Linked DNA regions of Homo sapiens: region 1 is linked to region 2. The links are chromatin contacts, found by Hi-C or POLR2A ChIA-PET in ENCODE. All regions are on one chromosome and are shown on one strand. Each heading gives the region's core, a stretch centred on a gene start or an enhancer-like site at or near the end of the contact. The rest is flanking DNA. Distances are from core to core; before and after follow the strand shown.

Evidence for each region. Hi-C counts contacts between places; a loop is a spot of excess contacts on that map. ChIA-PET counts read pairs that join two places held with the same protein, here RNA polymerase II (POLR2A). Pooled maps may share reads with other maps.
Region 1: a loop to region 2 is called in a pooled map, with 2.1 times the contacts of the local background. The contact joins two enhancer-like sites. A Hi-C loop is called at or near these places in 3 of 50 pooled maps. POLR2A ChIA-PET finds 5 or more read pairs at or near these places in 6 of 52 experiments (GM12878, H1, Panc1 and 3 more).

The regions. Positions count from the first base shown.
Region 1 is chr5:139,661,453-139,668,434 of GRCh38, forward strand. The region is part of intron 1 of CXXC5 (CXXC finger protein 5); the gene reads left to right. LOC124901084 (a long non-coding RNA gene) reads right to left here. Exons shown (of 2, transcript XR_007058962.1): 2 at 6,374-6,497. Among named protein-coding and RNA genes, the nearest start is that of CXXC5-AS1, 15 kb to the left of the region's middle. RefSeq lists enhancers at 1-443, 6,342-6,391 and silencers at 6,682-6,761, 6,772-6,982. Within about 2 kb of position 3,064, at least 19 of the 41 ENCODE cell types and tissues checked have a DNase peak (open chromatin) inside an H3K27ac peak, as active enhancers do; they include GM12878, where a contact is called at or near this core.
Region 2 is chr5:139,539,961-139,546,219 of GRCh38, forward strand. It overlaps a transcript of UBE2D2 not described here. Among named protein-coding and RNA genes, the nearest start is that of UBE2D2, 18 kb to the right of the region's middle. RefSeq lists silencers at 472-668, 3,507-3,596 and an enhancer at 3,072-3,633. Within about 2 kb of position 3,536, at least 22 of the 41 ENCODE cell types and tissues checked have a DNase peak (open chromatin) inside an H3K27ac peak, as active enhancers do; they include GM12878, where a contact is called at or near this core.

The sequences.
Region 1 (6,982 bases), core at 1,814-4,313, 120 kb after region 2:
ACCATGCACACACAGCTCCCATGTGGTGCTCCAGAAGCACACTCACGGTTCCAGCCACAGCCCAGCCTCTGGCACACACACCCACTGGCACGTACCTAGGCGAATGCACATACACAGGCACACATAGGCGTGCACACATAGGCCACTCTCACCCCATTGGCCCCACACACTGGGGCCTGATCATTCTCAGGCCATAGCTTACCCCTAGATGATGCCATAGAGTGGGCCAGGGCACTGGCACACACAGGCGCAGCTGCTGTGGTCAGGGCTCTGTTCCCCTAGACGCCCCGTGTTTAGGCTTACACGGAAGAGGCCCGGCCTTCAGCCATGTTGTGTCCACCGGGTTCTGCAAGGTGTGGGTGGGGAAGTGGAGATGGTTTTTTCCCATAGCCAACCTGGCTCTGCCCTCTCTGGGGAGGAGGTCCAAGTATCAGGCATGAGAGTGTTAAACCCACTGCCCTCTAGTACGGGGCCTCTGGCCCAGGCAGAGTGGGTTGGGTACATGGGGGAGAGATACAGGGGAGCTGGGAAAAGGAAAGGCTGGAGAAGGAGTGCCAGGGAAAGTCGATTTCCCCAGGACCACTAAGTGGCCAGCTGGTTCCCTGACCTGGGGCATGGGGTCCTTGGGAGGTGACAGGGTGTGCCAGAGATGGGGGGAAGAATGAGACCTCTGATCAAATGGGCCCAGGAGTCTTTCTGCCTACCTTCCCTGCTTACCACACACCTGCTTCTCCCTGTCCCCTTAGTTGCCAAGGCCCTCATTATCCAGTGCCCCCACTTAGATTTTGGCCATGTCCCTGGTTCTTAGTCTACAGCCCTGCAAAATGGGTACAGAGCTGGCTTATGTATAAGGAAGTCCTGGGGTGCTGAGAGCTGAGGGTATGCCCTCAGGGAGCCTTTTTAAGCCTCTGCCCGCCTTTGGGGTTGGGGCCTGCCTTCCTTGCACTGGGCAGAAATAAGGATATACCCCTTTTCCATATGCTGCCAAAAAAAAAGCCGTTTTTCAGATGAGAGAAGTGAGTCTGATGGGAATGGCTTCATGGTCATGAAGGGCTTTGGATGCAATCTCCTAACACCCAGACTACCGGTCATTCTGGGCCTACAGTACTGAGACAGCCTAGCAGTGGTCAAAGGGCATGTGGCTATAAGGACTCAGGCCCAGTTGGGCTCCCTCCTCCTGGCCACACAGTTCTCCATAAACGACTGGACCGTGGTTGAGGAGGAGAGAGGGACCCAAGCATCCTGAGGGACACAAACAGCAGTGGCCAGTCAGGAAACTGGATGCCCGTGCCGCGGACTCTGGAGTTGGACAGGCCTGGGCTCCACACCTGGCTTGGTCGCTGCCTGCTATGTAATCATGGGCCAGTCTGCTCACCTCTCTGACCTCATGTTTGTCACCTGTGAGATCGGTATGACTCTCATCTCTGTCTCAAAACCGCAGGACCTGAAGTAGATGGTGGGGTGTGTTGTCATCAGTTCTCATTATGTCACCTGGATCTCCAGGCGAGCATGCCCCTCCACCTGCTCCACTAGACCTGGCATTTTTCTGGGGGTGGCATCCCACAACAAGGGCTCCTTAATTAGAATGTCTTGGATTTAGCCTTCTCTAGGGCTGTTCTCAGATGGGGATGCTGAGGTACCTGAGTGAAGAGGCTGAGCTGGGGGCCAGGGGTTGGGGGAGGGATGGGAATGGGTTGGACCCAGGGCAAAGGAACCCATGGGTGTTGGGTGGAAAATCCTGGAGGCTTCCTAATATCAGAGGGAGCAGAGAGAGCCGACTGTAGTTTCAAGGCTTTCTCTGTCTCCCACCCCCTATGCTCACACAGCAAGGCTATATGTTAGACTTGAGCAGGGACTTCCAGGTGGCAAATGGAGCCTTTGCAGGGTGGCGAGAGGCTTGGGATGTGCCTTTGTGGCAGGGCTGTCAGGGCTGTGGGAGATCTAAGAAGAGCCGACATGAGCTGGCAGGGCTGAGGGCGAGGGAGGTAGGAGGAAAGGCTGTCTAGAAGTGTAGGTAGGCCTTCTTCCTTTGGGCAGAAGAGGAGATGCAAGCCTGGCCAGTGGGGTGCTACCCTCGTTGTAACCTTCAGGCTTCTACCACATGTCCATCCCCCCATGGTCCTGCAGGCTAGACGGGGAATGCTTTGTATTTGGGGCTGGGGAAACTGAGGCATGAAGGATTGCCTCAGAGCTCAAAAGCAAATGGTGAGAGAACCAGGGCCATGACCTGGGTTACCCAACACGCCTGGCCTGACTTGTCCGTGACGTTCACACTTATGCTGGCAGATGTGGACAGTAAAAACAACAACATGGCTATCCTTAGTTGAGCACCTACTGCATGTGGACGCTACACTGACCCCTTCACATAGGTCCTCTCCAGGACCTGACGAGGTGGGGGCTGTCAGCGGCTGCATTTCACTGGCTAGGGGTTGGGCTCAGCGAGGGTCAGCAACCTGTCTGAGGTCACCTAGGCTGGAGGCTGCAGAGCTAGGAGAGGAATCCTGACTCCAAAGCCCCACTTGGACCCTGGCATGGCCTGAGCCTGTGTCTCTGAGATGAGGGGCTCCCCTCGCCCCATTACACACAAGATGTGTAGTGTTCCTAGTTGAGCCAGCCCCCTCCCCCATGCCCAGCTCCTTAACTCTCCTAGGTCCCTCTGCTATCTCAAGGCACTTTCCAGGTTTGAACCTAAGAGCATTGGAACTGCTAACCTAACCCCTTAACTCCAGGGAGGAGGGTGGATGGGTGGGTGGGGGATCCCCTGAGGAGCAGATGGATGCCCCTTGGGGTTTCTGGGTTCTTCCTGCAGACAGGTTCTGGGAAACTCCATGGTTAGGCCTGTGGAAGCTGCCTCGGGGCCTGGTCAGGGTTGCGCACCTCCTCCACCCCCTCCCCAGGGGCTCCATTTCCCTCTCCTGGGCACCCTGCAGGGAGGAGTTGAGCAAGTGCCCTTGAGCTGGCACTTCCTCTTTGGTATACAGGGACATAGCCACAATGACCCCCCATCCCGTGGTCCGTGTGTCACTTAGCACCAGGCGCTGCATGGCCCTGGGTCAGGGCTCACTAAAGGTCACTTCATCGGGTTGACTTTACTAGAGGCTAGTCCCAGCCTCAGATCATTTCCCCTTTCTGGTCTCAGTTTCTTCATCTGTGAAATGACTGTGCGAGTCTGCCCTGCGTGCTCTCTGAGGCAGGGGTAAGTTCATTCCCCGCAGACAGACACACTTAGGAGCTTTGTGACTGGTGTTCCAGTCCCCCAGGCCCAGAGCTCCTGTAGCCCTGACACCTGCACAGGGGTCCAGGGGAAGAAGTGTGGGCTCTAGAGTTGGGCCAGCCTTCTTTTCAGCCTCACCTCCACTGTCCACACTTGCTTGACCTTGACCCACACCAGTGCCCCACTCAGCTCTGAGCCTCAGTGTCCTCATCTGCAAAATGGGAGAATCATGATGCCTACCTCTGTGGGTTGCTGTGACCATCAAACAAGATGATGTGGACAGAGCACATGGCACAGAACTGATAGAGTGTGGTGACAGCGGAGCCCTTCCCCCCAGACTATCCTCCTGGTCACTGTACCCCAGCCTTGGTCTTGAGGATTCTGGGAAGGAGATGGTGCCAATCTGCTGGCTCAGCCAGCTTGGCCACTGACCTTCAGAGCACCCAGGCTGTCAAGGCCGCCAACTGCCTGCTGGGCGGGCAGGGGGGAGTGCCAGCCAGCTCCTCGCCTGACGCTGCCCGCTCCTGCTCCCACTCTCCTCTCCCTCTCTGCGCCTGTGTGTGAGCTAATTAATCTCAGCCCCTTTGGGAAATTAGAACGCCGCAGCCGCGGCCTCCTCAGCCTCGCGGTGCTTGTGCTGCTACTGGGCCATGCCAAGACCCGCTGTGGTTTAGGGGCACCGGGGTGGGGGATGGGGGCACCGGGATGAGCTGGGCCGGCCATGGGTCTCCCAGAGCCCCCACCTCCTTGCTGGAATGCTCTGGTCTCTCAGCCCCCTCCTTTCCCAGATAGCATCCATAAGGATGCCAGGCCAGTGCCCAACTGTGGTAAAACCTAACCCCCAGTGGCCTCTCTGACCTGGTCCCAGGGCTGTTATGGCCACCCCCTTACACCACATTCCATCTCATTGCAGGGTCCTCTTGCCTGCCCAGCTTGGGCTGATGGAGACAGATGTAATTATGGAATTTTGCTTGGGAAATTAATTTGAAAAAGTTAATTAATTGGTGGTTCCGGAGGTGGCGGGCTCCACGCCCGGCCAGTCTTGCTGACGTCAGTGCTGACCCACTGGAGACGTGCAGCTTCCGGGCAAGCTGGGCAGAGGGACCCCGGTGACCTGGCTGGGCAGCCCTGGAACAGGTAGATGGACAGCGAGGAGCAAAGGGCAGACCAGTGTCCTGGCCCAGAGTGGGCACCTGGGAAGGGTTTGTTGACCAGACCTGCTGAGGATAAGAACCCGGCCACTTGTTTGTGTGTTCAACAAGCCGTTGTCAAGCTGCTATGGTACACTGACCCCAGTGTCTCAAGTGCCCCCAACCAAAAATAGACCAGTTCTTCCAAACCCCTTTTCTCAAGGAAAACCTCTAAACCTATTCTCAAAGGCTTTTTCAAAGGGCTCAAAGGACATTATCGGGCCAGTGTGCAGATGAAGCCACTGAGGCTCAGAGAGGGTGGGCCTTGCCCGGCTTCTCAGCAGTGTCCTCCAGCAGGGTGGAGCAGAGGTGGGTAGAGCTCAGTCTCATTTCCAGAGGACGTGTGCCCCAGCTTCAGAATCCCATGGGCGGCCTCCTCCCAAGTATGGGTGATAGGGGCCTTGAAGTTGACTCTTCCCAGGGAGGAAGCCACAGAATATGGCCAGCCCCTTCACCCCCTTCACCCCCATCCCTGTGTGTGCCTGTGGGAGCTTCCCCTACTACCCCATCCAAGCCTCAGAAGACCCCCATGCCCCAGGGGTCTCAGGGTACACAGAGACCCCCACTACCTCCTGGACCTCCTGTGGGTCTTCTGACCACAAGCCTCAGCCAGATCAAGTCCTAGTTTCTGCAGGAGCGTGGGCTTTGGTGTGGTCTTTGTCCAGACAGGAGAAGGGTCAGGGCTGGGGCAAGAATGGCCAGGCCTGGGACAGGTCAGGGATACTGAGCCACAAAGAGGCCAGGGAGATGAACGTGGGCGCTCCTGAGCTATGTGGCCTTGGGCAGGTCCCTTAGCTTCTCTAAGCCTCATTTTGCTCATGCGGGAAATGGGGATGATCACAGATGCCATTCAGAGAGCTGCGGAGAGGTGCAGGGACGCATAACCACTTGAAGTGGTGCTGGCTCTGGCGCAGGCTGTTTCACTGCCCAGTGGAGGCAGGCTGGGTGGAAGAGCAGTGAGCTGACTGAGACTGTGCTGTGGCTGGGGCCTGAGGACCAGTGGGTTTTGAGAGGGGAGCCTGGTGCATGTGTCAGAGGAACTGAAGAATACAGGAGATGATATTTGTGAGACCCTGGGCCCTGCTCCAACGGAGTCAGCCCACCCAGCATTTACCCTCTGACTTGTTTCTTGTGTTCCCTCACCTCCAGGATTTCCAGGGGCCAGGTGGGCCCTGCTCAGTTTAGTATGCCTCACCTCCCATAGCTGTTCAGGATCAAAGGGAGCATCATGGGCAGGCTGAGCTGGGCACTTTGCATCCCTGTCACTCTGATGTGGTCTGTAGTTCTGGGTTTCTTCAAGGTCCAACCCCAGTCTTGGGTTTAAGTGGGTCACACCCACTCCCTGAGCATCCTGTGTAGGCTGGTTATGGGGTCAGAGGAGAGGCATTTCCTCCTCCCACCTCACCTCCTCCAAGAAGCCCTCTGGGTACTGCTCCCCAGCACTTTGCCCATTGACTGAGCACTCAGGGTTCTCTGCACAGACTTTTTTAAACCTTTCTCTGTGTGTCCCTACACTGGGAGCTCTCTGACCACGGGGTCCATGGTATCTCCTGTCTATCCTAGTGCCCAGCACTGGGTTAGCACTCAATGTGGGGGCATAGGGCTCTTGTGCCCCTATTTTACAGATGGGTCAGTTAAGGCCCTGCAAGGTCACACAGCCTGTTGAGGGGCAGAGCCAGCCTGGTTCAGGTGGGTGTGGGGCCACTTGGTACCGGCTGGGGTCTTCTTTCAGGCCTCAGGACCATTCCTAGGCTTCCTTAGGCCCTGCAGCTCCTGACCCTCCTGGCACTATTCCTGGAGGGTGAATAGTCAGTCCTGTGCTCTTAAGAGCTTGGGGGTTTGGGGGTTAAGGGGTTGTGGCATCAGACTGAGGGTCAGAGGGCAGGCCTATGAGCTTCAGTTTCTTCATCTGTAAAACAGATCTTAGTGTTTGGGGGAGCAGGGGTGGCTGAAAGAGATCACGCATATGTTGTTCTCGCCATCCTTATTATTACTACTGACACTGTTATTTTGTTATCATTACATTATTATTCATGCTCCCAGGGCCCCAGCAGCTGCGGTGGCTCCAGGCCTGGATGCAGAGCTCTGGTGTGCTGAAAAGAAGTTGCAGTTCCTAATTAGTCAGCGCTCCAAGGAGAGGGCCTGGGTTTTAATTTTTGCTGCAGGGTCCCACCTGCCCGAGGCCTCCCAGCCCCTCTCATCCCTTCCTGGGCTGGGCCTGCGGCACCCTCCCCAACCTCAGGTAGGGGGCCTGGCCCGAGGCAAAAACCTCCCCAAATTTCCCCTGCCACTCCCTCCGCCTCCCAGACCTCTGGGGCCATGAATCATTTATGAGGCAAAAATGAAACCAATTAAGGACAAACTTTGAAAGCCTCTAATTGCTGCGCCTGGTGGCACCGTGGAATGAGGGGAGGCCAGCCTTCTCGGTGCGGAATCTCCTTGGCCCAGGCCTTCCCAGGCTGCCCGTCCCGCCGCGGCTCAGGGCGCCTCCCGGCTCCCTGCCGCCTCCCAGCCGGACGCGGACGTGCCTGCGCGGCTCTGGCGGCCGCGTCTGCCGCCCCGGCGCCCGCCCGGGTCC
Region 2 (6,259 bases), core at 2,286-4,785:
CCAGGCTGGAGTGCAATAGCACAATCTCGGCTCACTGCAACCTCCGCCTCCTGGGTTCAAGCGATTCTCCTGCCTCAGCCTCCCGAGTAGCTGGGATTACAGGCATGCACCACTACGCCTGGCTAATTTTGTATTTTTAGTAGAGATGGTGTTTCACCATGTTGGCCAGGCTGGTCGCAAACTCCCAACCTCAGGTGATCAGCCTGCTTCGACCTCCCAAAGTGCTGGGATTACAGCCATGAGCCACCACGCCGGGCTATACTATAATTATATAAGATGTAACCATTGGGGGAAAATGGATGAAGGGAACACTGGAACTCTCTGTACTATTTTTGCTAGTTCCAGTGAATCTATAAATATTTTTAAAAATAACATTTAAATAGTACATCGACATAACCTTCTATGTGACATAAACCCATCTTTGTTTAAAAAAAAGTTAGCTGGGTGTTGTGGCGGGCGCCTGTAGTCTCAGCTACTCGGGAGGCTGAGGCAGGAGAATGGCGTGAACCCGGGAGGTGGAGCTTGCAGTGAGCCAAGATTGTGCCACTGCACTCCAGCCTAGGCGACAGAGCAAGACTCCATCTCAAAAAAAAAAAAAAAAAGAATAATAGCTATCTAATTATCTGTTATTATCCCAGTATACCTTAGAGGAAACCAATGTGCAGGTTTGATTGTTAGCCTGTATTCTTAACCACTATGACATACAGTGTCTATATTTGTGTATACAATATTTACATTAAAAAGTTTGGGTCAGGCACGGTGGTTCATGCCTGTAATGCCAGCACTTTGGGAGGCCAAGGTGGGCGGATCACCTGAGGTCAGGAGTTCGAGAGCAGCCTGCCCAACATGGCAAAACCCTATCTCTACTAAAAATACAAAAAAAATTTGCTGGGCATGGTGGCAGGCACCTGTAGTCCCAGCTACTCGGGAGGCTGAGGCAGGAGAATTGCTTGAACCTGGAGGTGGAGGTTGCAGTGAGCCGAGATCGTGCCACTGCACTCCAGCCTGGGCGACAAGAGCAAAACTCAGTCTCAAAAAAAAAAAAGTCTGGATGCAGCTGGGCACGGTAGCTCATCCCTGTAATCCCAACCCTTTGGGAGGCTAAGGCGGGTGGATTGTTTGAGGTCATGAGTTCGAGAGCAGCCTGGCCAACATGGTGAAACACTGTCTCTACTAAAAATACAAAAATTAGCTGGGCGTGGTAGCATGTGCCTGTAATCCTAGCTACTTGGGAGGCTGAGGCAGGAGAATCACTTGAACCTGAGAGATGGAGGTTGCAGTGAACTGAGATCTGGCCATTGTACTCCAGCCTGGGCCACAAAGTGAGACTCTGTTTCGAAGAAAAAAAAAAAGCGGGGGGACCGGGCATGGTGGCTCACGCTTATAATCCCAGCACTTTGGGAGGCCGAGGTGGGCGGATCACAAGTTCAGGAGTTCGAGACCAGCCTGGCCAACACAGTGAAACCTCGTCTCTACTAAGAATACAAAAATTAGCCAGGCATGGTGGTGGGCGCCTGTAATCCCAGCTACTCAGGAGGCTGAGGCAGGAGAATTGCTTGAATCCAGGAGGCAGAGGTTGCAGTGAGCCAAGATCGGGCCACTGCACTCCAGCCTGGGCCACAGAGCTAGACTCCATTTCAAAAAAAAAAAAAAAAAAAAAAGGTACACATAGGGCTCAATGCTGGCACCTGTAGTCAGAACTACTCAGTAGCTGAGGTGGGAGGATCATTTGACTCCAGGAGTTGGAGTTTAGCCTGAGCAACATAACTAGAACAACCCTACAAAAAAAAAATAATAAAAATAAAAAGTCTCCGGGCTCAGTGGCTCACACCTGTAATCCCAGCATTTTGGGAGGCTGAGGATGGCGGATCACTGGAGTTCAGGAGTTGGAGACTGGCCTGGCCAACATGGTGAAACCCTGTCTCTACTAAAAATACAAAAATTAGCCGGGTATGGTGGCACACAACTGTAATCCCAGCACTTTGGGAGGCTGAGGTGGGCAGATCGCCTGAGGTCAGGAGTTCAAGACCAGCCTGGCCAACATGGCAAAAACCCATCTCTACTAAGTATACAAAAAGTAGCCGGGCATGGTGGCGTGCACCTGTAATCCCAGCTACTCAGGAGGCTGAGGCAGGAGAATTGCTTGAACCTGGGAGGCGGAGGTTGCAGTGAGCTGAGATGGTGTCACTGCATTCCACCCTGGGCGACAGAGCGAGACTCCATCTCAACAACAACAACAAAAAGTGTGAATTCACGAGTACCATTTGTTAGTGATAGTTATTCCTGGGAAGGTAGAGTGGTAGAGAAACAGGCTTACAGGCATGAGCCACCACACTCAGCCTGGAAGAATTCTATTAAGAGAAACTCCCTAACCTACTATTTTGTTAACCTATGGCATGATACAGTTTGTTTTGTTTTGTTTTGTGGAGATAGAGTCTCACTCTTTCACCTTGGGCTGGAGTGCAGTGGCAGGATCTCGGCTCACTGCAACCCCGCCTCCTGGGTTCAAGCAAGCATATGTGGCTAATTTTTGTATTTTTAGTGGAGATGGGGTTTTGCCGTGTTGGCTAGGCTGGTCTCAAACCCCTGACCTCAAATCATCAGCCTGCCTCAGCCTCCCAAAGTGCTGGGATTACAGGGGTCAGCCACCACGCCTGGCATGGCATGACATAGTTTTGACAAATAAAAGTTCTTTATAGAACACTCAGGTTCATAGCAGCATTACTCACAATAGCCAAAAGGTAGAAGTAACCCAAGTGTCCATCAGCAGATGAAGGGATAAACATAATAAATATCCATATAATTCAGACTTAAAAAGGAAATAAATTCTACACATGCTACAACATAGATGAACCTAGAAGACATCATGCTAAGTAAAATAAGCCAACTGTATGGGTTTGTTTCTGTGTTGTTTTAATAGTTTACACAAACATATGTAACTTTTTATTTGTTCATTGAGACGGAGTCGCTCTGTCGTCCAGGATGGAGTGCAGTGGCCTGATCTCAGCTCACTGCAACCTCTGCCTCCCAGGTTCAAGCGATTCTCCTGCCTCAGCCTCCTGAGAAGCTGGGACTACAGGCGCGCGCCACCATGCCTGGCTAATTTTTGTATTTTTAGTAGAGACGAGGTTTCACCATGTTGGTCAGGCTGGTCTCGAACTCCTGACCTCGTGATTCGTCTGCCTCAGCCTCCCAAAGTGCTAGGATTACAGGCGTGAGCCACCGTGCCTGGCATATGTTACTTTTTAAATTAAACAAAAATATTAAAGAAATTTTCATGGGGCTGGGGGAAGAAGGTAAACTTTGTGTGACACCCCTCCTTTATGAACTAATGGAGAACATATACCCTACATTAGTTACATTATTCTGGAAGATGAACGCTTGGCACAGTGAGCTGCCAAACTGTTAGGGTGTCCTCCTTTCCCCGCTCCACTTTATATCCATCTCTTTGGCCATTCTGCCTTCCGTGGGCCCAGCTTCCCTCTATACCCACGTAGATCCTGGATTGCACGTCAGTAGGCGGGCTGCAGAGGAAGGGCGCTGTTCTGGTTGGTCCTGGCCTTACCCCGCCGGAGGGCGCCAGCTGCCCCGGCGACGACACGGGGGACCGGACGGAGCCTCGGGCCGCCAGGGAGGGGCCTGGCTGCAGAGGCAGCTTTCTCACTAGCGACTCGGGCCTCTCAAAACCAGCCTTTAGGCATTTAAAAAGTGATACGGTTCACGCCGGTCTTCGCCACCAGATCCCAATTCTTTCCTGAGAGCAGTGCTGAAGTGACAATAGGCCCATAGCATTAAATGTCGTCTGCTTCCTTCTTCAAAGAAGACCGACTTCAACCAAAAGTTCAATTTCCTTAATGTAAATTAGAGGGAAATCAGCAATCACACTATCTGGAGTAGGCACAATTTGCATGAAGCCTTTGACAGGTGTTCACTTCATTTTCTTTTCCCACAGAGAGCCATTGAAGGCAGCAGGAATGTCAATGGAGTGATTTAGGGAACCCCACAGAAGACAAAGGATTTTTTTCTATTTCTTTGTTGTTGATAACAAAAGCAAAATATGCTTATTTAAACTGTAAATAATGTGACAGAGTATAAAGCAAAAAGTGAAAGAATCTTCCTTCACTTTCTCATGCAATTGCACAGGGATAACTAAGTAACTGCTGTTAAAAATGTGTTACTCATCTGTCTAGATCTTTTTTCTTTCTTTCTTTTTTTTTTTTTTTAATAGAGATGAGGTCTTGAGACGTTACCCAGGCTGGTCTGGAACTCATGCAGTCCTCCCACCTCAGCCTCACAAAGTGCTGAGATTACAGGTGTGAGCCACTGCAATTTTTTTTTTTTTTTTAGACAGAGTTTTGCTCTTGTCGCACAGGCTGGAGTGCAATGGCGCGATCTCGGATCACCGCAACCTCCACCTCCCAGGTTCAAGCGATTTTCCTGCCTCAGCCTCCCGAAGTAGCTGGGATTACAGGCGTCCACCACAATGCTCAGCTAATTTTTTTGTACTTTTAGTTGAGACAGGGTTTCACCATGTTGGCCAGGCTGGCCTTGAACTCTTGACCTCAGGTGATCTACCCACCTCAGCCTCCCAAGTGCTGGTATTACAGGCGTGAGCCACTGCGCCCTGCCAAGCTACTGCATTCTAACCACACACACACACACACACACACACCCCAAAATTTTATGAAGATTAAAGAAAACCTTTTATTGAGGTATAACTTACAATAAATAGTGCACATTTAAGTGTGCAGCTCCTTTAATTTTTTACATATGAATACATCATTGAGACTTTCTGTAACCCACTTTATACTGTAGTTTGCTTTTTTTTTTCTTTTTTTAGACAGTCTTGCTCTTTTGCCAGGCTGGAGTGCAGTGGCGCGATCTCGGCTCACTGCAACCTCTGCCTCCCAGGTTCAAGCGATTCTCCTGCCTCAGCCTCCCAAGTAGCTGGGACTACAGGTGTGCATCACCACGCCCGGCTAATTTTTTTTTGTACTTTTAGTAGAGATGGGGTTTCACCATGGTGGCCAGGATGGTCTCGATCTTTTGACCTCGTGATCCACCCGCCTCGGCCTTCCAAAGTGCTGGGATTTCAGGCGTGAGCCACTGCACCTGGCCTGCTTTCTTAACTCAACAATGCTGTGGTAGTTCTTCCATAGGGACATACAGATCTAACTCGATCTAACTCACGCTTTTTATGGTGGAATAGTATTCCATAGTATTAATTATGGTAATCTAATTAACTTTTCCCAATTGATGGATAGATTGTCTTCAATTTTATTATTTTTAGATATGATAGGGATCTCTATGTTGCACAGGCCGGACTTGAATTCCTGGACTCAAGGTATCCTCCTGCCTCGGCCTCTAGAGTAGCTGAGACTATAAGCATATGCCACTGCTCTCAGCTTTGTCTTCTATTTTTTTTTTTTTACTATTGCGTGTTACCAGATTTTAAATTTTCTTTTTTTTTTTTAATTTTTTTTTGTGGTGGAGTCTCGCTCTGTTGCCCAGGCTGGAGCACAATGGCATGATCTAGGCTCACTGCAACTTCCGCCTCCCGGGTTCAAGTAGTTCTCTGCCTCAGCCTCCCGAGTAGCTGGGATTATAGGCACCACCCACCATGCCCAGCTAATTTTTGTATTTTTAGTAGAGACAGAGTTTCACCATCTTGGCCAGGCTGGTCTTGAACTCCTGACCTCCTGATCCACTCGCCTCGACCTCCCAAAGGTCTGGGATTACTGGCGTGAAACACTGAGCCCAGCCTACATTTTTTTTTTTTTGGAAACAGAGTCTTGCTCTGTCGCCCAGGCTGCAGTACAGTGGTGTGATCTCTGCTCACTGTAACCTCCATCTCCCAGGTTCAAGTGACTATTCTGCCTCAGCCCCCTGTGTAGCTGGGATTACAGGCATGTACCACCATGCCCAGCTAATTTTTGTATTTTTTTAAGTAGAGATGGGGTTTCACCATGTTGGCCAGGCTGGTCTCGAACTCCTGACCTCAAGTGATCCACCCGCCTCAGCCTCCCAAAGTGCTGGGATTACAGGCATGAGTCACCGTGCCTGGCCTTAAATTCTATTTCTTTCTTTTTATTTTTTTCTTTTGAGACAGTTCTGCTCTTGTGACCCAGGCTGGAGTGCAATGGCGTGATCTTGGCTCACTGCAACCTCCTTTTCCTGGCTTCAAGCGATTCTCCTGCCTCAACCTCCCAAGTAGCTGGGATTACAGCTGCCCACCACCATGCCCGTCTAATTTTTGTAT